Linked DNA regions of Homo sapiens: regions 1 and 2 are each linked to region 3. The links are chromatin loops, found by intact Hi-C in ENCODE. Cell type or tissue: endothelial cell of umbilical vein. All regions are shown on one strand.

What was found. A loop is a pair of places that touch in the nucleus more often than their neighbours do. Peaks named below come from ENCODE experiments on the same cell type or tissue, not always from the same donor. Only the 100,000 strongest peaks of a DNase experiment are listed, where the experiment ranks them.
Region 1: a loop joins it to region 3, with 4 times the contacts of the local background. A loop is called at or near these places in 31 of 110 quality-filtered maps.
Region 2: it touches region 3 in a loop (4-fold over the local background); 6 of 110 quality-filtered maps call a loop at or near these places.

Annotation. Positions count from the first base shown.
Region 1 is chr16:24,685,675-24,693,674 of GRCh38, reverse strand. It overlaps a transcript of TNRC6A not described here. Among named protein-coding and RNA genes, the nearest start is that of LINC01567, 19 kb to the right of the region's middle. RefSeq lists an enhancer at 6,936-7,435. In endothelial cell of umbilical vein, a CTCF peak has its summit at 4,339 (motif pointing right); DNase peaks (open chromatin) are centred at 654 and 7,464; H3K27ac peaks cover 558 bases.
Region 2 is chr16:24,697,649-24,705,648 of GRCh38, reverse strand. It overlaps a transcript of TNRC6A not described here. Among named protein-coding and RNA genes, the nearest start is that of TNRC6A, 28 kb to the left of the region's middle. In endothelial cell of umbilical vein, a CTCF peak has its summit at 4,399; DNase peaks (open chromatin) are centred at 3,908 and 4,468; H3K27ac peaks cover 2,181 bases.
Region 3 is chr16:24,572,487-24,580,486 of GRCh38, reverse strand. RBBP6 (RB binding protein 6, ubiquitin ligase) reads right to left here. Exons shown (of 18, transcript NM_006910.5): 18 at 7,624-8,000. Among named protein-coding and RNA genes, the nearest start is that of RBBP6, 37 kb to the right of the region's middle. RefSeq lists an enhancer at 4,412-5,071. In endothelial cell of umbilical vein, no CTCF peak of the experiment used is centred here; a DNase peak (open chromatin) is centred at 3,126; H3K27ac peaks cover 1,564 bases.

The sequences.
Region 1 (8,000 bases), 110 kb before region 3:
TTCCATCTCAGTCTCCTGAGTAGCTAGGATGACAGGTGCATGACACCATGCCTGGATAATTTTTTATTTTATTTGTTTATGTATTTTGAGATGGAGTCTCGCTCTGTCACCCAGGCTGGAGTGCAGTGGCGCGATCTCGGCTCACTGCAACCTCTGCCTCCCGGATTCAAGCGATTCTCCTGCCTCAGCCTCCCGAGTAGCTGGGATTACAGGTGTGCAACCACCATGCTGGGCTAATTTTTGTATTTTTAGTAGAGACGGGGTTTCACCACCTTGGCCAGGCTGGTCTCGAACTCCTGACCTCAAGTGATCTGCCTGCCTCGGCCTCCAAAAGAGCTGGGATTCCAGGCGTGAGCTACTGCGTCTGGCCTAATTTTTTTTTTTTTGTAGAGACTGGATCTCACTTTGCTTACGCTGGTCTTGAACTCCTGGACTCAAGTGATCCTCCCACCTCGGCCTCCCAAAGTGCTGGAATTACAGATGTGAGCCACTGCAACCCTCTTCTCGTGAGAGAACACAAAGTTTGGTGTCCTTCTTAGAACAAGGGAGGGAAATCCGCTGGAAATAAAATGAGTCAGTATCTCACTACATCATCTTAATAGTGTGAGTGTGTTTATTATTATTTTTCATAGGATTATTCGGCTTATTAAATTATTATTTTAAGTAGACTACAGTGAGGAATATATTACCGGTTTACCCGAATGTAAATATGACTTTGGCTCAAATCGGAGACCTCTGAGATTTGTGATAAGTAGTTTAGTGCAGTGTCTAGTGCCTACAGGAACTGTGATAAATATTAGTGCCCCTGTTTTTCCTCCCTGAGTTTTCACTAAGAACAGCTCCTGGTGAGGTGTTAGATGTCTAGAATTGACTGCCTCTTGTGTAAATTTCAGAGTTACATGTATAATATGACACCATATATATATGTATAATATATACACATATATATATAATTTTTTTTTAAGACAGGGTCTTGCTCTGTTGCCTAGGTGGGAATGCAGTGGCACAATCACGGCTCACTGCAGCCTCTTTTCTATTTTATTTTACTTTACTTTGTTTTATTTTATTTATCCCCTCTATTTTATTTTCTTTTATTTTACTTTTTGAGATGGAGGTTCACGCTGTCGCCCAGGCTGGAGTGCAGTGGTGCGATCTCAGCTCACTGCAACCTCCATCTCCCGGGTTCAAGTGATTCTCCTGCCTCAGCCTCCTGAGTAGCTGGGACTACAGGCGCCCACCACCATGCCCAGCTAATTTTTGTAGTTTTAGTAGAGACGGGTTTCACCATGTTGACCAGGCTGGTTTCGAACTCCTGGCCTCAAGTGATCCGCCTGCCTCAGCCTCCCAAAATGTTGGGATTACAGGTGTGAGCCACCACTCCCGGCCTCCCTTTTGTATTTTAAAATTACAATCTCCAGAGGTTCCCTAAGGTTTGTTGGAGGCCAGAAATAGACCAAGAAGGATGAAGATCTTTGCTGCTTAGAGCCACGACTCAACTAGATTTCAGAGAACGGACTCCCTGTCTATTTCTTGTACAAAAGAAACCCTGTAGCATGGAAACCCCATGTTAGAGACCCAATGGTCAAAAAGGAAAGCAAAGTATACTTTGTGGACACCCTGACTTGTGTTGCCTCGCTCCTCTCCTATTCACTCATTCTTTTTTTTAAATTGTAAGTTAACTTGCTAGAAAATTATTTTAGTTGCACACATAATATATGAATATATCCTCCTTTGAAAAAAGGTAAAACCTAGCAGTTAAGGGTGATGGGTCCTTTAATTGCCGCTGTCAGTCCTGGGCTTCTCTTTTCTGCTCAGTTCACTGAGTTTATAGTGTATCCTTCCAGATGTCTGTCCTTCTTTCCTTCCCTCCCTCCCTCCCTTCCTTCTTTTATTTCTTTTTCTTTCTTGAGACAGAGTCTCACTCTGTTGCCCAGGCAGGAGTACTGTGGCACAATCTCAGCTCACTGCAACTTCTGCCTCCCGGGTTCAAGTGATCCTCCCACCTCAGCCTCCTGAGCAGCTGGGACTACAGGCATGCACCACCACGCCTGGCTGATTTTTGTATTTTTAGTAGAGATGAGTTTCGTCATGTTGGCCAGGCTGTTCTCGAACTCCTGGCCTCAACTGATCTGCCCACTTTGGCTTCCCAAAGTGCTGGGATTACAGGTGTGAGCCACCGCGTCTGGCCCTTTCAGCCCCTTTCAGATGTTTTTCTAAATGTTTCCTTTTTCTCCAGAATCTACATTGTATTGTTGTCTATGAGCTTGATGCTTTATTTAAAAATGTAAAATGGGTTGGGCGCAGTGGCTCATGCCTGTTATCCCAGCACTCTGAAAAGCCAAAGTGGGAGGATCACTTGAGGCCAGGAGTTCGAGGTTGCAGTGAGCTATGACTGCACCACTGCACCCCAGCCTGGGTGATAGAGGAAGACTCTGTTTCTAAAAAAGGAAAAGAATACTAATTAGAGAAAAGACTAGTCAGGGCTTGAGAGCAGGCTTAACTATCTTTACCCTCCAAAGACCTTATATTTCTTCCCATGGAACACATTTGAAATATTTCATCAGGGGCCAGGTGCGGTGGCTCAGGCCTGTAATCCCAGCACTTTGGGAGGCCGAGGCGGGTGGATCACGAGGTCAGGAGATCGAGACGAATCCTGGCTAACACGGTGAAACCCCGTCTCTACCAAAAATACAAAAAAAATTAGCCGGGCGTGGTGGCGGGCGCCAGTAGTCCCAGCTACTTGGGAGGCTGAGGCAGGAGAATGGCGTGAACCCAGGAGGCGGAGCTTGCAGTGAGCTGAGATCTCGCCACTACACTCCAGCCTGGGCGACAGAGCAAGACTCCGTCTCAAAAAAAAAAAAAAAGAAAGAAAAGAACTTATTTTCACTTATTTTCTCTTTAGTTGTCATATTAAGTACTAGTGATTATAGTTGCTTGAATTTGGATTTAAGAGGCATTACCCTACTGGTTTGGCATACAGTTAAAAAGCAAAGCAAAGTATTTTGCTTTGTTGTTGAATAGATTTGGGTTCAGAACTACTGCCACTGTGCCATTTTGGGTGACTTTCTTCACATCACTGACTTTTGTTTCCCTTATCTATGAAATGGAGATGAAGTAAAATAATACTTGTGAACAGATGTTTTCATGTAGTAGGCACCCAATGAATATTAAGGCTATTTTATTATAATAGAAATTATTTCTGTGCACCTGGTTTGCCATAGAATACAGAAAGATACCATCCCTTGAAGCTTTTTGTTGAGGAAAAAAACCTCCACTTTTGAAGACCATATATTGGGAACTCCTGGCCAAATAATTTCCCTTCCTTGTTATTTCCTATTCATTTTCCATTAAAATTTTTTTTTCTTGTCCAGGCACGGTGGCTTATGCCTGTAATCTCAGCACTTTGGGACACTGAGATGGGAGGATCACTTAAGGTCAGGAGTTTGAGACCAGCTTGGGCAACATGGTGAGATCCCATCTCTACAAAGAATACAAAAATTAGCTGGGCATGGTGGCATGTGCCTGTAGTTTCAGCTACTCAAGAGGCTGAGACAAGAAGATTGTTTGAGCCCAGGAGTTTGAGACTTGAGTGAGCCATGTGTTCCAGCCTGGGTGACAGAATGAGACCCTATCTCAAAAAAAAAAAATTTTTTTTTTTTTTTTTTTTTTTTTTTTTTTTTTTTTTACTTTAAGCCTAGGAGTTTGAGACCAGCCTAGGCAACATAATGAGACCCAGTCTCTACAAAAATTTTTTAAAATTAGCCAGCCTTGGTGGTAGGTACCTATAGTCCTAGCTAACTGGGAAGTTGAGGCAGGTGATCGCTTGAGCCCAGGGGTTCGAGGCTTCAGTGAGCTATGATTGCACCACTGCATTTTAGCCTAGGCAACAAGTGAGACCCTGTCTCAAATTTTTTTTTCTCATAGCATGTGTCACCATATAACTGACTTTATATGTGTACTTATTCATTTTGTTTATTGTCTGTTCCTCCACTAAAACGTGCACTCTATAAGGGCAGCAATTTGTATCTGCCTTGTTCATTGCTCTATCCCTAGTGGCTAGCCCAGTGCTGGTACATAGGAGCTCCGAAAAATGTACTGAATGGATAAATGAATGAATAAATGAATGAATGAGCAAATGAATGAATATTCCTAAATTTTCTCCAGGCCCATCATGTGGTCTCATGGACTATGAACATTTGGAGTCTGAGGAAGAATTCTCATCAATGTGCGGATTTCAGCCTTCACTCCTAAATGTCTTCTTCAATCTGTTCTTGATCCATGTCCATATCAGACATCCTCTTGCTGCATGGCCAAGCCTCCGGTCTCAAATCCTGCCCACCTTCCTCGCTGCCACCAGAGGGCTCTTCCTAAAGCGTTGGCTGTGATCATGTCACTCTTCTCTGGAAGAACATGTGTTGCTTGTTTGTTTGTGTCTATGTTGCAGCTTGATGGTTAGTATCTCCAAGTGGTTGGATGCCAACCCTCTGTCCAGGTCAGATTCCCACGTTTATATCAGTTACAATAGTTCGTTACGTTTACACCAGTTAGCATAGTTAGGATGTTCCTGGCTTTTTGTTTGTGTTTTTTGTTTGTTTATTTTGTCTTTTGGAAATAGGGCCTTGGCTCTGTTGCACAGGCTAGAGTGCAGTTGCATGATTATAGACCATGACAGCCCCGAACTCCTGGGCTCAAGAGATCCTCCCGCGTCGGCCTCCCAAAATGCTGGGTTACAGGCATGAGCCACTGTGCCTGGCCATGGCAATTTGTTTTAAACCAAAACGTACCTCTAACTGGTTTAACCAATGTGGAAATTCATTGTATCCATAAAGTCCTGATTCTGAATAGAGTTCAAGTCTGATTTGACCCAGTGACTCTGGGTGCATTTCCCTTGGTTCATTCCTATATAGGTTTCATTCCTAGGCTCATAGAGAGAAAGCAGCTACAGTGCTGGCCTAGCTTCTACACTCAGGAATCTCCAGAAGGGGAGAGATGTGTGCATCCTGAGGCTCGCTCTTAAGGATCATGAGCCCCTTGTCTGACTTCCCTCTGGACCTCACTGGACTTAGTTGGGTCATTGCCCAGTCTTAAAATCATTCTTTATCTCTAGGCAAATGCCATGTCCTGATTGACTTAGGCCTGGATTTCTGAATCAATCACTGACACAGAGGATGAAATAGAATTGGTTTTTATCTATCAGACTCCACACTTTTCCTGCTTCCCTGGAGGTGAGGGTCAATGCCTCAAGTGGCTCCAGAAGGGTGGAGAGGAGGTGGAAAGGGCCGTGGTGAGAGGACACCATCTCATTCACAGTGTAGCTTGTAGAAGCCTGTACACCATCCCTTCAATTATCACACTTGTTACTTTGAAACAATGTGAGTGTATGAATACAAGAATGAGTAGGGTTTCACCTACTAGCTAAGAAAAGAAGCATGTCCAGGCTGGGCATGGTGGCTCACACCTGTAATCCCAGCACTTTGGGAGGCCAAGATCAGCAGATCACGAGGTCAGGAGATCGAGACCATCCCGGCTAACATGGTAAAACCCCGTCTCTACTAAAAATACAAAAAAAAAAAAATTAGCAGGGCATGGTGGTGGACACCTGTAGTCCCAGCTACTCGGGAGGCTGAGGCAGGAGAATGGCGTGAACCCAGGAGGCGGAGCTTGCAGTGAGCAGAGATCGCGCCATTGCACTCTAGCCTGGGCGACAAAAAAAAAAAAAAGAAAAGAAAAGAAAAGAAAAGAAAAGAAAAGAAAAGAAAAGAAGCATGTCCAAGAAAGTTGGAATAAGCTGCTTCTTCTTCTTCTTCTTCTTCTTCTTCTTCTTCTTCTTCCTCTTCCTCTTCCTCTTCTTCCTCTTCCTCTTCCTCTCCTTCTCCTTCTCCTTCTCTTGCTCTGTCACCCAGACGGGAGTGTAGTAACATGATCATAGCTCATTGTAGCCTGGATTCCTCAGGGCTCAAGTGATCTTCCTGCCTCAGCCCCTAGACTAGCTGGGACTACAGGTGCACATCACCTCACCCAGCTAATTTTTAAAATATTTTTGTAGAGATGGGAAAGGGCATCTCACTATGTTGCTCAGGCTAATGTTGAACCTCTGGACTCAAGACATCCTCCTGCTTTGGCCTCCCAAAGTGTTGGGATTACAGGCATGAGCCATTGCACCTGGCCATGCATGGCTTATTAAGGTTTGTTGCCATTAGAGCCCAAGGTGATAGGGCCAAGAAGAATTTCCAGAAATTAGACTAAGAGGATCTTACCCAAATTGTAAAAGACCTTACGTGCCATGATAAAGAGGCTAGAATTCATCCTTTAGTCATTCATCATCCACACATCCACTGAGTTCCACCTCCTTGGGCTTTAGTAGGAGGTGGAGATAAGATGGAGAAAGGAGGCACACATGATCTCTAACATCACTCAAGTAGGGGAGATGTAGACATTGAATGGATATTATATAAGTAGCTAATTATCTAGATGCTGCCTCCTCTGGTAGGGCCCATCCCCTAATTCCCTAGGGAGACCTAGTATCTCCCTCCTATGGACTCACAGGGTTCCGTGAGTTAGCGGTATTTAAGACAGGCAAGACTAAAAGCATTGTTCTAAGTGCATGCATTCACTTATTTAAACCTCAAAAAGCTCTGTGAAGTGGGCACTAGGACAGTCCCCATTTAACAGACAGGATAAGTAACTTGCCCAAGGACACAGAGCTAGTAAGTGGTAGAGCTGAAATCTGAATGTCTGTCCCACTCCAAATGCAGACTCCGAACCATCCAAGTAGGTGCCATCGTTATTCCCATTTTACAGATGAGAATACTGAGGCTCAGGGTGAGATTTATCTAAGGCCAGGGGGTTTAGGAGGGGAATCCAAACGCAGGCAGAAAGCAGAGCTCGGGCTTCCCACGGTGACGCCATACCACCCCTGCAGAGGCCTCTGTCGCGGCACCGATCCTATTGTGTAGTGCTTATTTACATGCCTGTCTCCATTTACCAAGTAGAGGCTCTTTGAGAGAAAAGACCAGATCTATTCTCTGCTTCTTCAGCTCCAACATCATTTTGGCGCTTAATCTACTATGCAAATGTTTGTTGAATGAATCAAATGACTGACAAATGAAAGAAAGAATGAGTAAATAATTATTTATGAAGTGCCCAGACGCAGGGGATGGCCTGTGATGAGAAGGGTTTAGAAATATTCTTAGCAAATTGGGGATGTGTGTGAGCCTCTGTTTCTGCAGCCTCAAGAAGAAACAAAACCCTTGGAAAGGAAGAAAGAAAGAAAATGGGGCATAACAAGGATTCCAGGCTGGATTCCATGATGTCATCCTAAATTGGATGTCTGGACTTGGTGAACAAAGGCTCTGGTGACATGGGTCCTGGCCAGGCTGGCCTCTCGGCTCGCGTGAGGGAAGTGGTTAAAGTGAACTGCCCCAGAGCCCGTCTCCACCCCAGGCTTTTGCCCAGACGCCTCTGCATTCAGCAGGTATCTCATCCAAGAGAAAACCAGGACAGGAAATCGCGTTGCCATGGAGACCGGAGAGGCCCTTCCAGACACAGGGGAAAATAAACACGTTCTGGTTGGACTTAACCCCCACGAAGCCAGGTCCAAGAGGTCCTGGTTTTCACTAGAAATGTCCAGTGGGCTCTCCTCCAAGGCCCCTCAACATCCTCAGCACTAAGGGCTGAATGGCAATGCTAGCCCACAAAGAGTTCTAGGGGTCATGCCAACCCAGGGCTGAAGGATGAATCCATTTTGTGCCCAGACCTAAGACCTCTGTCTCCTTCAGAACTGGGAACTGGATAGACAACTGTTGTGTCAGGCACATTTCTACACATTTTGGATCTAGAACTCATTTAATCCTCATGACAACTCAACAGAGAAAACCTAGTTATTACTATCATACCCATTTTACTGATGAGCAAACCGAGGCACAGAGAGATGGAGTGACTCGCCCAAGGGCACCAGATAGTTGGTAGTGGCACCAGAATTTAAGACATTTTCAGAGTGC
Region 2 (8,000 bases), 130 kb before region 3:
ATTAAGAATTCACCTAAGGCTGGGTGCGGTGACTCATGCCTGTAATCCCAGCACTTTAGGAGGCCAAGGCAGGCGGATCACCAGAAGTCAGGAGTTCGAGACCAGCCTGGCCAACATGGCGAAACGCCATCTCTACTAAAATTACAAAAATTAGTTGGGCATGGTGGCATGTGCCTGTAATCCCAGCTACTTGGGAGGCTGAGGCAGGAGAATCACTGGAACCCGGGAGTTGGAGGCTGCAGTGAGCTGAGATCGTGCCACTGCACTCCAGCCTGGGTGACACAGTGAGATTCTGTCTCAAAAAAAAAAAAAAAATTCATCTAATATCAATAGATAGTCTGTATAAGATAGAGTTTGAGAGGCCATCCTGGCTGGTTCTAGACTCTAGAAATTCTAGATGTGCCATGCATTAACTGTGTGATCTGGGCAAGTTTCTTAGCCTCTCTGTGCCTTGGTTGCTGCCTCTGTAAAACAAAATTAATAATAGCATCTAGCTCAAAGGGTTGTTGCTGGATTTAAGTGAATAAATATAAATAAGGTGTTTTGAACAGTGATTGGTTCATAGTAAATACCATATAGGTACTAATCATTAGCATCACCTTTCTAGAATGACTCCACTTGCGCTAAGCTTTTTAAAAATTAAAAAAAATTTAAGTTCATTTTAAATTTTTTTGTAGAGACAGGGTCTCGTTATGTTGCCCATGCTGGTCTTAAACTCCTGGCCTCAAGTGATCCTCTTGCCTCAGCCTCCCAAAGTGCTGGGACAGGTGTGAACCATCGTGCCCTAGTGTGCTGAGATTTTCTGTTATTACTGTTTTAAATAAAGATATTTATTTACTTGTGAAAGTATTGCATGCACCCAGAAAAGTGCACAGCTGGGGGATTTGCTACAAAAGTGAGTACGTAAATAATATACCCCCTTATACTCACTTAATGTCATAATTTTTTTCTTTCTTTTTTTTTTTTTTTTTTTTTTTTTTTTTTGAGACGGAGTCTTGTTCTGTCACCCAGGCTGGAGTGCTGTGGTGTGATGTTGGCTCACTGTAACCTCCACCTCCCAGATTCAAGTGATTCTCCTGCTTCAGCCTCCTGAGTAGCTGGGATTACAGGTGTGTGCCACCACACCCAGCTACTTTTTGTATTTTTAGTAGAGATGGGGTTTCACCATGTTGGCCAGGCTGACATCAGGTGATCTGCCCGCCTTGGCCTCCCAAAGTGCTGGATTACAGGCGTGAGCCACCATGCCTGGCCTTAATGTTATAATTTTCAAAAGCATTTTATATCACTGCATTTGTTCCACAGAATCATGTCACAATGTATGTTAAAAAATATGAATACACACATGCAATGCCCTCCCGCCCCCCACCAGTCTCTACCAAATACAAAAATTAGCCAGGTGCAGTGGTGCACACCTGTAGCCCCAGCTACTTGGAGACTGAGTCAGGAGAATTGCTTGAACCTAGGAGGCGAAGTTTGCAGTGAGCTGAGATCGTGCCACTGCACTCTAGCCTGAGCAACAGAAGGAGACTTTGTCTCCAAAAAAAAATTTTTTTTTTTTTTTTTTTTGATACAAGGTCTCATTCCATCACCCAGGCTGGGTGCAGTGGTGTGAACACATTTCACTGCAGGTTTGACCTCCTGGGCTCAAGTGATCCTCCTGCCTCAGCCTCCCAAGTAGCTGGGACTACAAGTACGCATCACCACGCCCAGTTGATCTTTCTATCTTTTGTAGAGGTGGGGTTTCGCCATGTTGCCCAGGCTGGTCTTGAACTCCTGACCTCAGGTGATCTGTCCACCTTGGCCTCCCAAAGTGCTGGGATTACAGGCGTGAGCCACCACGCCCGGCCAAAAAAAAATCTAAACATAGAGTTTACCATATTACCCACCAACTCTAATTCTAGGTGTATACTCAAGAGAAATGAAAGCATATATCCACACAAAAACTTGCATATAAATGTTTATAACAGTTTTATTCATAATAGGGAAAAAGTAGAAGTAACTCAAATGTCCATCAATGAATGAAGGTATAAATAAAATTTATTTTTTCACTGGAATTGTCTCTCTAGAGATGATGTTTGTTTTTATATATTAATTTATTTTTTGAGATGGGATCTTACTATGTTGCCTAGGCTGGCCTCAATCTCCTGGGCTCAAGTGATCCTCTTACCTCGGCCTCCTGAGTAACAGACTACAGATGTGCACTACCATATCTAGCTAACAAAATTTAGCACATCCATTCAATGGACTAATATTTGGCATAAAAAGGAGTTGAGTACTGACACATGCTATGGCATGGTTGGCCCTTGAAAACATTATGGTAAGTGAAATAAACCAGACACAAAGAACAACATATAATGTCATTCCATTTATATGAAATGTCTCGAATAGGTAAATCCATAGAGAGAGGAAGTAGATTAGTGGTTGCTGGGGGCCGGGAGTGAGTGATCAGGAGATGGGGGTGATAGTTAAAGAATGTGGGTTTTTTAGGTGGTGAATAAAATATTCTAAAATTGATTGTGGTGATGGTTGCACAACTCTGTGAATGTATTAAACACCATTGAATTGGATGCTTTATTTTATTTTATTTTATTTTATTTTATTTTATTTTATTTTTGACACAGAGTCTCGCACTGTCACCCAGGCTGGAGTGCAGTGGCGCGATCTCGGCTCACTGCAAGCTCTGCCTCCTGGGTTCACATCATTCTCCTGCCTCAGCCTCCTGAGTAGCTGGGACTACAGGTGCCCGCCACCACGCTCAGCTAATTTTTTGTATTTTTAGTAGGGACGGTGTTTCACCATGTTAACCAGGATGGTCTCGATCTCCTGACCTCATGATCTGCCTGCCTCAGCCTCCCAAAGTGCTGGGATTACAGGCGTGAGCCACTGCGCCTGGCTGTATGCTTTATTTTTTTAGAGTTAGCATCTCACTGTGTCACCCGGGCTAAAGTGCGGTGGGATGATCACAGCTCACTGCAGCCTCGAACCCCTGGTTTCAAGAGGTGTCACCGTGCCCAGCCAAATTGTATATTTTAAGTGTGTGAATTGTAGGGTATGTGAATTATTTCTCAAAAAAGCTGTTACTGAAAAAATGACAATTTCATATGGTCCAATCTAATCTGCAATAGCTTAAATAGCAGTGGTATACTATGATAAGGTTTGAAGATTTGATAGAGCCAGGCATGGTGGCTCATGCCTATAATCCTAGCACTTTGGGAGGCTGAGGTGGGTGGCTTGTTTTAGCCCAGGAGTTCAAGACAAGCTTAGGCAACATGGCAAGATCTCATCTCTACAAAAAATACAAAAATTAGCTGGGCATGGTGGCATGTGCCTGAAGTCCCAGCTACTCGGGAGGCTGAGCTGGGAAGATCACTTGAGCTCCAGAGGCAGAGGCTGCAGTGAGGAAAGATTGTGCCATTGCACTCCAGCCTGGGTGACAGAGCGAAACCCTGCCTCAAAAAAAAAAAAAGAAAAAAGAAAAAAGAAAAGAAAAAAGAGTTTACACGCGAAATGTGGACACTGCCTCAAAAAAAAAAAAAAAAAAGAAAAAAGAAAAGAAAAGAAAATAGAGTTTACATGTGAAATGTGAAAGAGAAGACACATGGTCCCTGCATATAGAAGAGGAGGCAATCAGTGGGGTTATTGAGAGGCGTGTTTTTTTTGTTTTTGTTTTTTTTCAGTACAGGAAAGACTTAGGCTTCTTTATAGGAGTGTGAGATGTGGAAGAAATAGGAACAAAGTTGATGGATGGACTCCAAAGTCCATGTGGAAGAATTAACCTTGGAAGGAGTCCAGTCTCTCTTCCATAAGACCAGAAGGAAGGAGGAAAGGATGGGTTCAGATACCAATTAGTTGATGGTGCAGAGAATGTTTTTCTTATTGGCCTCAATTTCCTGAGGAAAGAGGCAGAATCATTTGTGAAAATGACAGAAGGGATAGCAGGGCCATGGGTTTCGGAAGCCAGGAGGTTAGACAAGTTAGTAAGTGGCTGGGCACTGTGGCTCACGCCTGTAATCCGAGCACTTTGGGAGGCTGAGACGGGCAGATCGCCTGAGGTCAGGAGTTCAGACTAGCCTGACCAACATGGTGAAACCCCATCTCTATTAAAAATACAAAAATTAGCCAGGCATGGTGGCATGCGCCTGTAGTCCCAGCTACTCGGGAGGCTGAGGCAGGAGAATTGCTTGAACCCAGAAGATGGAGGTTGCAGTGAGCTGAGATCATGGCCATTGCACTCCAGCCTGGGCGACAGAGCGAGACTCCGTCTCAAAAAAAAAAAAAAAGAAAAAAAAGTTAGTAAGGTGGGTGGGAGAGGGAACTCAGACTCAGAGAGGCTTGGGAGCATTGAAGAGCCAGATGCCAGCAGAGGAGTGAATTCTTAGTGGCAGTGAGCCCCAGCTCCTGAAGCTCCCCCTGCAGTCCCCTGCAGCCTCATTTGGGAATAGTCTCCGCCTGAGTCATCTCTGCTTCAGTCCACACAACCTCAATTCTTTCAATGTTACTCATACATTTTGGCTTTGAGCCTCGTGCTCTCTGGATAATTGCCTCTGAACTTAACTGCCTTTTGGCACCCTTCCTCCCAGAACTGAATGTTCTTCCCGGGCTAGGGCTGACCCAAGTCCACCTCCCTGGTTCTGGGCCTTATACTTTGATTAATTCAGCCTGGGATGACCAGAGCACATTGGGCAGCCTTATTGCATTGGGTCAGTGACAGACAATTCCAAAGAGCGAGAGAAACATGTCTGTGAAGGCGTCAGCCCACGTGGTAGCCATGGCGGAACATGGGGTGGCAGGGAACAAGTGGTTTGCTATAAAGAAGCAAGAGAAAAGATGTTCAACATGCTGGCTAGTGGAGAATGTCTAGAGGTGTGGGGTCAGGGATCGGCTGAAACATATAGGTAGGCTATTGCCTAAGGACAGCATCTCACTGGCTAAGACAGCCAGACAGGCACAGCGGTCAGCACTTTGAGCCTAGTTACTGAGCACAGCCAATATGGCACCTCTACCACGAAGATCCATAGGTCATTAGGGTTCAGGGGTGCAGCAAGAGAAAGAGAAGAGTGTGAGGGAACCCCCTGGAGCACCACTTACTTATTTATTTAATATTCAGACATAGGCTGGGCACGGTGGCTCATGCCTATAATCCCAAAACTTTGAGAGGTCAAGGGGGGAGGCTCATCTGAGGTTAGGAGTTCGTAAGACCAGCCTGGCCAACATGGTGAAACCTGTCTCTACTAAAAATACAAAAATTAGCCGGGCATGGTGGCATGCGTCTGTAGTCCCAGCTACTTGGGAAGCTGAGGCAGGAGAATTGCTTAAACTTGGGAAGCAGAGATTGCAGTGAGCCAAGATCGCACCACTGCACTCCAGCCTGGGCAACAGAGTGAGACTCTGTCTCAAAAAAAAAAAGAAAAATTCAGACACAGGGTCTCACTATGTTGCCCAGGCTGGTCTTGAACTCCTCCTGGCCTTTGAGTGATCCTCCCGTCTCAGTTTCCCAAAGTGCTAAAATTACAGGTGTGAGCCACCTTGACCAGCCTCTGGGGCACCTTTTGATCCCAGCTATTACCAGATACTAGAGTTACTGTGGGTCAAAAACTTTGGGCACCCAGAACCTAAAGGGTCCCTGATTCTGGAAGGGGCAGAATCAAGCATGGTGGAAGGAACATAGCCTTTGGCATCAGAGCTAGATTTAAAGCCTGTCTCTGCTACTTATTTCCTGTGTAACACTAGCACTTGGCACATTGCTGAGCTTCTTAGAACTTCGGTGTCCATATCTGTAAAATGGAAATTAATAATTCTTACCCCTCAAGTCCTCAGGGTTGACTGTTAAAGAAATGGTATCTGTGGCCCTTCAGCTCAGTGCTCTCTTGTCCATCTCTGGGCTTTTGTATTTGTTATTTTCTCAGAAGCTTTTTTTTTTTTTTTTGGTAGAGACAGGGTTCCATTCTGTTGCCTGGGCCGGAGTGCAGTGGCGCAATCATAGCTCACTGCAGCCTTGGAATCCTAACCTTAGGCGATTCTCCCACCTCAGCCTCCCAAGTATCTGAGATGACAGGTGCACGCCACCATGCCCAGCTCATTTTAAAAATTTTTTGTAGAAATGGGATCTTGCTATGTTGCCCAGGCTTGTCTGGCACTCCTGGCCTCAAGCAATTCTCCCGCCTTGGCCTCTCAAACTGCTGGCATTACAGGTGTGAGACATCGTGCCTGGTCTAAGAGCACATTTTACTCAACCCAGCTTTGCCTGAATATCTCCTAGTCATCCTTTTGGTCTCATCTGGCTCTTTTCTTCCTCCTGGAAGTCCTCCTGGGTTGATTGTCTCTCTTCTGTGCTCTGTAGTGCTGCCCACTTTCACACCATGTGAGAATTCTTTGCCTGTCTCTCTCCTCACTAAGTCTGTGGAGGCACGAATAGGACTTAGTTCATCAGTGTATCCCCAGTTCATGGCACATACACACTGGTGCTCAACAGATATGATTTGATGGAATGAAGTTTTGAAGATTAAATGAGATAATCAATGTTTAACCCATGCTTCCCAAATCACACTGACTAGGTGGGTAAAAAACAGAAACATGAAACACTTATCCATTCAATACCCGCTCTGTAGGTTCTTCAGCTCCCTTAAAATTCTCCCCAAAGGGCCAGGAGTGTTGGCACACCCCTGTAATCCCAGCACTTTAGGAGGCCAAGGTGGGCAGATCTCTGAGGTTGGGAGTTCGAGACCAGCCTGGCCAACATAGTGAAACCCCGTCTCTACTAAAAATACAAAAGTAGCCAGGTGTGATGGCACATGCCCATAATCCCAGCTACTTGGGAGGCTGAGGCAGGAGAATCGCTTGAACCCAGGAGGCAGAGGTTGCAGTGAGCTGAGATCATGCCACTGCACTCCAGCCTGGCGACAGAGCAAGACTCTGCCAAAAAAACAAACAAAAAAAACCTCCCCAAAGACCCTAGGGAAACCTCAAGGAAGGGAGCACAGGCTCTGGAAATAAATCGAGTGGGTTTCCATCTTGGCTCTGGCATTTACCAGCTCTGTGACTTACTCTATCCATGCCTCAGTTTATGCACTTGTGAAATGATTCCTAACTCTGCCAAGGAGACTAAACATGCTAATATTTGCACAGTGCTTGTAATGGTCCCTGGAACACAGTAAAGAATGTACGGGTGTTTAATATATCTCCAAGCGCACCACACACCGGTCTTCCTGGCTACTGTGCCGTGTTCCTTGTCTCTCACTCCAACTGCCTATGATCATTTCCCACTACTGCTGGTGCCTCAAATGGCATTTAATCCAATCTTGGGGGGTTCAGGCAGCCTATGTATATTGCTTGGATTGCATTCAACCACACTCTTATAATACCCAAACCACCGCTTCTTCCACATGAATGTGCTTGTGAATCCATTGAGGACCCTGTAGATTCTGATTTGGAATCTGGGGCAGGCCTGAGATTCTGCATTTTTTGTTTTCTTTTTAATTTTTTTTGTAGAGTCGGGGTCTCGCTATGTTGCCCAGGCTGGTCTCAAACTTCTGGGCTCAAGCGGTCCTCCTGCCTCGGCCCCTCAAAGTGCTGGGATTATAGGCATGAGCTACAGTGCCTGGCCTGCATTTTTTTTTTTTTTTTTTTTGAGACAGAGCCTCACTGTGTCACCAGGCTGGAGTGCAGTGGTGCAATCTCTGCCTCCCAGGTTCAAGTGATTCTCCTGCTTCAGTCTTCCGATAGCTGGGATTACAGGTGCCTGCCACCACATGCAGCTAATTTTTGTATTTTTAATAGAGACAGGGTTTCACCATGTTGGTCAGGATGGTCTCGATCTCTTGACCTTGTGATCCACCCGCCTTGGCCTCCCAAAGTGCTGGGATTACAGGCGTGAGCCACCATGCCCGGCCCCAGTCTGCATTTCTAATAAGCTCCCAGGTAATGCTGATGTTGAAGGTTTACGGACCATATTTTTACTTGTTTTTGAGACAGGGTCTCCCTCTGTTGCCCAGGCTGGAGTA
Region 3 (8,000 bases):
GAAGATGGGAAGAATATAATCCAGGAATGTAATATGATAGGTCAAAACACACAATTATCAACATTTTATTTTGGTACCAAAATTTATACAAAAGAATATTTTAAATCCTAAATATATAAAATTTTGGATAAACAATATTTAGTCTAGAATTTTAAGATGTGATTTTTTTTTCTCCAAGTGGTTAACCAGTTCACTCAAAGCTTATTGAAAAACCTATCCTTTTTCACATTTACTTATGCTCAAACTGTTGTGTATTATATTTGGGCCAATTTATGGTGTTGTATTCAATTCCACTGACTTGTCTGCCTCTTCTGGCACCAGTGCCATAATGTTTTGAAAATTGCATATTTTCCCCCTTCAGCCCCCATAATAGCCAGGGGAATGAGGGCTGCGTGATCCGGCCTCCTTCCTGGCAACAAGACCAGCTATAACAAATCTGTCTCTGGACAGAATCTTCTTCCATCCCCGTCAACATGGTAGCCTACGCTTCAGGTTTCCTTTGTGCAATTTTCATCATATTCAAAGTGACTTCAAAGGAAATTAACTTCATTTGCTCCATGGCCCATCCCTGTTTCTTCAGATGATGGTGTGTTCCTAATACCCAAGATCTTCTATTCAAGCTTTCCAAGAGGCCATCTGCCTTCTCAAGGAGAGAACTGTCAGTTGTCTTTATTTCGCCTTCTCTCCATTAACAACAAAAAACTTTTAAGATGTGGTGCTATGGCAGAAATGCCATATTTTTAGCTATGTCTGCCCCTTCTGTCTTTTCCTGAGTTTCTAGCACTAATACAGTTTTCCCTGGCTTCATTTTTCATATTTGTGTTTATTGGTTTTAGTTTTTAGGATACAAAAAGAAATCAGTCTACCAGCTTTATATATCATTAAGCTAGGTAAAAACATATTTTAACAATTATCAAAATTTTGTTAATGGGCCAGGTGTGGTGGCTTATCCCTGTAACCCCAGCACTTTGGGAGGCCCAGGCAGGAGGATTTCTTGAGGCCAAGAGTTTGAGACCAGCCTGGGCAACACAGCAAGACCTATCTCTACAAAAAAAAAAAAAAATTATTTTTAATTAGCCAGGTGTGGTGGCACACACCTGTAGTTTCAGCTACTCATAAGGCTGAGGTGGGAAGATTGCTTGAGTCCAGGAGGTTGGGGAAGCAGTGAGCTATGATTGTGCCACTGCACTCCAGCCTGGGCAACAGAGAGAGAGAGAGACTCTGTTTCTAAACAAAAAAAAAAAACAACCCCCCCAACCCCGCCAAAAATTATTAAGGTTCCAGTTGTTTCTACCAAAGAAGATTTTAAATTCTAAATGTATGTCCATTCTCATATGAAAATCTTACCACAGAGACTTTAAAAATAGAAACCTAAATTGAAAACATTCACACTGGCCAAACCAACTTCATAGTAAATTACAAAAGAGCCACATTTCAAGCAAAGTGGAAAAGCAAGATTCACGCTGGTGTTGGCTTTAATATGAGATCACTGTTCACCCTTCATTAAATTTAATAAAAGGTAAAGTGCATAAAGGAATTAGCAATAGTTATTTTTAAAAAGTCCTTTTAACATGATCCTAAAAATAATCTCAAAGGCTTTTATCAAAGAGGAGCCTTGATAAGCTGTTTATACTTTAGATCCATACTGAAAGAATTTGCCTGAAGTCTTTGAATGTTCCTATTAATCCTATTTCTTTCAGATCCGTATGCTGAAGTTATTCACATACAGCAGCTTCATGGTACACTTTCTCCAGGATTTAAGTAGGTGACCTTAAGTCTATTCTTTCCTGACCATTCCAATTCTCAAAATTAAAAATGTTTGTGGAAAAATTTAATGTCAAAGGATGTGTTTATGACATAAAGAAAATGCAGGGTACACGCTCGCTCTCTATATTTTATATATACACGCATATACATACGTATATATATACATACTATATATAGGAGGCTTTTTTCTAGTTAAAAATAAGACAACTGCTGAAGCTAAAGTAAATGAGCAGTGGTATAAAAACTCTCAGAAAGGACATGTTTCAAATCAGAGGTTTTGTTCTATGTCTAGCTTTATACAGTAAGAACAGCATTCATTAAAGGCGCTGAAAGACAGGGAAAGTGGACAAGTACACGGAGACACTTGCGCAGACTGGGATGAATAAACTATTACGTTTATTAAGTAGCTTTTTGCTCCTCTGAAATCCTGGCTTAAATATTTTGGAGCAGGTTTCGCTCCCTTCATTTGCCATGCTGACACTAGCAAAGGAGTGATTTTTAAGCTCCTGATTTTAACACTCTGGAGTATTCTTGGCACACAGAAACACCTAGGTCCTTGAAGGATACTACTTTTCAAACCTGCAGTAGGCCAAAAATTAATCCCTCCCTTGAGAAACGGACATGTCACCGGTTGTCTGTGAAGTCTGCTCTTATTACTAGCTTCTACACATATTTCTTTAGGCCAGTGTGTGGGTAAGAATTAACTTGCTTGGCAAAACACAATCTCAAAGTTTAAAACAAGGTAATTTCATTATTTCAAACATTTGTTACTATGTGCAAGGCATGGTTTGGCTTCCGGAATATAAACTAGACTTTTTGTGGAAGTCATGCTCAGTCCAGTGAGTGAGATAACCAAACACAGCCCACAGAAAACAATTTGGAAGGTGTTACTACAGCATATCCAGGGATGCTACCGCACCTCAGGCACGTATGGGGGCGGGCGGGCACTGTGAGGGAATAATTCCAAAACAGCAACTTTTTTTTTTTTTGAGACGGAGTCTCGCTCTGTCACCCAGGCTGGAGTGCAGTGGCGCGATCTCAGCTCACTGCAAGCTCTGCCTCCCTGGTTCATGCCATTCTCCTGCCTCCCGAGTAGCTGGGACTACAGGCGCCCACCACCACACCCGGCTAATTTTTGTATTTTTAGTAGAGACGGGGTTTCTTCGTGTTAGCCAGGATGGTCTCGATCTCCTGACCTCATGATCCGCCCGCCTCGGCCTCCCAAAGCGCTGGGATTACAGGCGTGAGCCACCGCGCCTGGTAACAGCAACCTAACTCTTGAACAATGAGCAGGAAATTATGAAGCAGGCAAAGGAGGAAGGAAATTCCAGCCAGATGAAACAGCTGAGTGCAAAAGATAGGGAGACATGACATGGTTTTTTGGGGATCTGCAAGAGGTGGAGTCTTACTTGCTGGCTTACTCTTCCACATAGTAGGGGCGAGTTGGATTAGTTAGGAGCTGGCTTGAATATCCAAGGCTGGACTGAGCCTTCACTGGCAGTGGACTTTCCTGCTTAACACAAGACATCAAGTACAACTGGAATTTTTAAGGATTAAATGAAGTCCAAGCACCTGGCACAGTGCCTTGCAAATAAGTTACTTCTTAAATTGTCTTCAAAGACTAGTTTTGTTAAGCAGTGTTCAGCACCTTAATCCGGGTTTGAAGGTTAGCTGTTTGGGTGCAGCAAGGTGAGTAAGGAGCAGCAGGTTATGGGCATGTTAGCGTGTGGCTGAAACAACAGGGCATAGGATACTAGTGAAGGGAAAGAGTAGAAAGAAGAGAGACTGGGGGATGAGTTGAAACTTCAGCCCCAAATAAGACCAACAAAGGATGGAGCTGGAAGACCAAGTCGTGGATGAAACATTAGAGCTTAACTCCAGTGTTTCTCCAAGAGAGGAATTGCCACAGGTGCTGAGTAACTAGAAAATTATCATAGGAGTGGACTGCACTTAAAGAAAAGGTCAGTTTAGCTTAAGGAACAACGAGCTTAGGTAATGAAACTGACCTCGGATGATGGAATGTATGATAAAAAAAGTTCTGGGTGCCAGATCCTATGAACGTGAGAGATCTAATCCAGATTTTTGGTCCAGATTAGCAAGAATTAACAGTAAATCTAGCTGGATTATTTTAAAGTCAAAATGGCAGTGTGTGTTGTGTGTGGGGTGGGGTAGAGTTGGAATGGTTAGGCCAGACATCCCATCCCGTGCAACAGGGGTGTCTGGGAATAAACAAATGTAATCTAAGCATCACAACGAAAGGAGGGCCCTTCAGAAGAAAGTTAATTTGATTCAGAGGCAGCATTTCCCTAATTCAGTTCTGAACAGCTTTCATGATCTTTACAGTACTTGCCTGTCACCTATAGAAATATAACATTCTAAAATTTTAAAATCACTTAGTAAGTATTGCACTTAAAAAACACATTTAAAAAAAGTATGTCTGTATACCACTTAAAATCGATGACTGGCTGGCGCAGTGACTCACACCTATAATGCCAGCACTTTGGGAGGCCGAGGCAGGCAGATCACCCGAGGTCAGGAGTTCAAGATGAGCCTGGCCAACATGGTGAAACCCTGTCTCTACTGAAAATACAAAAACTAGCTGGGTGTGGTGGCCGGCACCTGTAACCCCAGCTATTTGGGATGCGGAGGCAGGAGAATCCACTTGAACCCAGGAGGCAGAGGTTGCAGTGAGCCGAGATCATGCCACTGCACTCCTGCCTGGGTAAGAGTGAGACTCCGGCTCTCCCTCTCCCTCTCTCTCCCTCTCCCTCTCCCCCCTCTCCCCTCCTCCCTCTCCCTCTCCTCCCTCTCCCCCTCCTCCCTCTCCTCCCTCTCCCTCTCCTCCCTCTCCCCCTCCTCCCTCCCCCTCCCTCTCCCTCTCCTCCCTCTCCCCCTCCTCCCTCCCCCTCCTCCCTCTCCCTCTCCTCCCTCTCCTCCCTCTCTCCCTCCTCCCTCTCCCTCTCTTTCCACGGTCTCCCTCTGATGCCGAGCCAAAGCTGGACTGTACTGCTGCCATCTCGGCTCACTGCAACCTCCCTGCCTGATTCTCCCGCCTCAGCCTGCCGAGTGCCTGCGATTGCAGGCGCACACCACCACGCCTGACTGGTTTTCGTATTTTTTTGGTGGAGACGGGGTTTCGCTGTGTTGGCCGGGCTGGTCTCCAGCTCCTAACCGTGAGTGATCTGCCCGCCTCGGCCTCCCGAGGTGCCGGGATTGCAGACGGAGTCTCGTTCACTCAGTGCTCAATGTTGCCCAGGCTGGAGTGCAGTGGTGTGATCTCAGCTAGCTACAACCTCCACCTCCCAGCCGCCTGCCTTGGCCTCCCAAAGTGCCGAGATTGCAGCCTGTGCCCGGCCGCCACCCTGTCTGGGAAGTGAGGAGCGTCTCTGCCTGGCCACCCATCCTCTGGGATGTGAGGAGCCCCTCTGTCCAGCTGCCCAGTCTGGGAAGTGAGGAGCGCCTCTTCCCGGCCGCCATCCTGTCTAGGAAGTGAGGAGCGTCTCTGCCTGGCCACCCATCGTCTGAGATGTGGGGAGCGCCTCTGCCCCGCCGCCCCGTCTGGGATGTGAGGAGCGCCTCTGCCCAGCTGCAACCCCGTCTGGGAGGTGAGGAGCGTCTCTTTCCGGCCGCCATCCCGTCTAGGAAGTGACGAGCGTCTCTGCCCGGTGGCCCATCGTCTGAGATGTGGGGAGTGCCTCTGCTCCGCCGCCCCATCTGGGATGTGAGGAGCGCCTCTGCCCGGCCGTGACCCCGTCTGGGAGGTGAGGAGCGTCTCTGCCCGGCCGCCATCCCGTCTAGGAAGTGACGAGCGTCTCTGCCCGGTGGCCCATCGTCTGAGATGTGGGGAGTGCCTCTGCTCCGCCGCCCCATCTGGGATTTGAGGAGCGCCTCTGCCCAGCCGTGACCCCGTCTGGGAGGTGAGGAGCGTCTCTGCCCGGCCGCCATCCCGTCTAGGAAGTGACGAGCGTCTCTGCCCAGTGGCCCATCGTCTGAGATGTGGGGACCGCCTCTGCTCTGCCGCCCCGTCTGGGATGTGAGAAGCGCCTCTGCCCGGCCGTGACCCCGTCTGGGAGGTGAGGAGCGTCTCTGCCCGGCTGCCCCGTCTGAGAAGTGAGGAGCCCCTCCGCCCGGCAGCCGCCCCATCTGAGAAGTGAGAAGCCCCTCCGCCCGGCAGCCGCCCCATCTGAGAAGTGAGGAGCCCCTCCGCCCGGCAGCCGCCCCGTCTGAGAAGTGAGGAGCCCCTCCGCCCGGCAGCCGCCCCATCTGAGAAGTGAGAAGCCCCTCCGCCCGGCAGCCGCCCCATCTGAGAAGTGAGGAGCCCCTCCGCCCGGCAGCCGCCCCGTCTGAGAAGTGAGGAGCCCCTCCGCCCGGCAGCCGCCCCGTCTGAGAAGTGAGGAGCCCCTCTCCGCCCGGCAGCCGCCCCGTCTGAGAAGTGAGGAGCCCCTCCGCCCGGCAGCCGCCCCGTCTGAGAAGTGAGGAGCCCCTCCGCCCGGCAGCCGCCCCGTCTGAGAAGTGAGGAGCCCCTCTGCCCGGCAGCCACCCCGTCTGGGAAGTGAGGAGCGTCTCCGCCCGGCAGCCGCCCCATCCGGGAGGGAGGTGGGGGGCAGCCCCCGCCCGGCCAGCCGCCCCGTCCGGGAGGTGGGGGGGTGCCTCTGCCCGGCCGCCCCTTCTGGGAAGTGAGGAGCCCCTCCGCCCGGCCGCCACCCCGTCTGGGAGGTGTACCCAACAGCTCCTTGAGAATGGGCCATGATGATGACGGCGGTTTTGTGGAATAGAAAAGGGGGAAATGTGGGGAAAAGATAGAGAAATCAGATTGTTGCTGTGTCTGTGTAGAAAGAAGTAGACATAGGAGACTCCATTTTGTTCTGTACTAAGATTCTTCTGCCTTGGGATGCTGTTGATCTATGACCTTGCCCCCAACCCTGTGCTCTCTGAAACATGTGCTGTGTCCACTCAGGGTTAAATGGATTAAGGGCGGAGCAAGATGTGCTTTGTTAAACAGATGCTTGAAGGCAGCATGCTCGTTAAGAGTCATCACCACTCCCTAATCTCAAGTACCCAGGGACACAAACACTGCGGAAGGCCGCAGGGTCCTCTGCCTAGGAAAACCAGAGACCTTTGTTCACTTGTTTATCTGCTGACCTTCCCTCCACTATTGTCCTACGATCCTGCCAAATCCCCCTCTGCGAGAAACACCCAAGAATCATCAATTAAAAAAAAAAAAAAAAAGTGAGACTCCATCTCAAATAAGAAAAAAAAAGATTATCTCAATCCCTACTTATACCACTATGTTTCTAAAGTGCCATTCCTACTCTCCCTCATTCCCCACATCCTTTCAGTACCTTTTCACTGTCCCCAGGTACACTTCCCGAACCACAGCAATAAAGGAAACTCATCGTAAGTAATGACCGCTTGCTTGTCAACTGGGCAGATTGGGTAGGCCACAAGCACTCACTGGTTTAGCTGCATTCTCCTTTATCAAGGAATTTAATACTTATTTATCAGGGTTTCCAGAAAAATACGTGGCCATAAACGAGTCACAATTCTGCATCTCTAATATTCAAATCCAAACCATTTTGAAAGTTCAAACTTCGAATTTCTATGTAATTCAAGACTCTCCTAGATTTATTTAACCACATCTCCAATTAATCCTGATTCATTTCTGGCCTCTACCACCTGCCCACCTATGAAATGTATCTTCCATGTTTAATTTAGAATTCTGTATATTCAGTTCAGCTTGTATTAAAAACTAAGAATTTTAAAATAGGAAAATGGAGACACACATACAACCTGCATCTGGTGGGTTAAGTATACAGATATGGCACTACTTTCTGTAAATAATGCAAATACTCAACATTTGAAAAGTTTACTGAAAACTTTTATTGTAATCAAAAAGTGACATAACAGGGTTGTAATGAATTCAGCAAATCATTCTGCTGATATTTTAGAACTTATATCAGCTTTTGCCAGGCAATTAAAAAATTCAAATGTGAAAATTTCACATTACAGTAAACTCCACCCCAACTAATTAATGGTGGTTAAAAATAATAGGCCCTAGCAAAACCTCTCATGTTACATGGTCACAACTCACAATTCTGTACAAAAGTTCGTGTTATAAAGCTCTGATGTAAAAATCAAATAATCAAGCAGCAATATTTTAAGTGCAGCACAGGGTCTTCCATGTCATTATTTACAAGGCTTGAATCTCTTTACATTATAACAAAATTTAATAC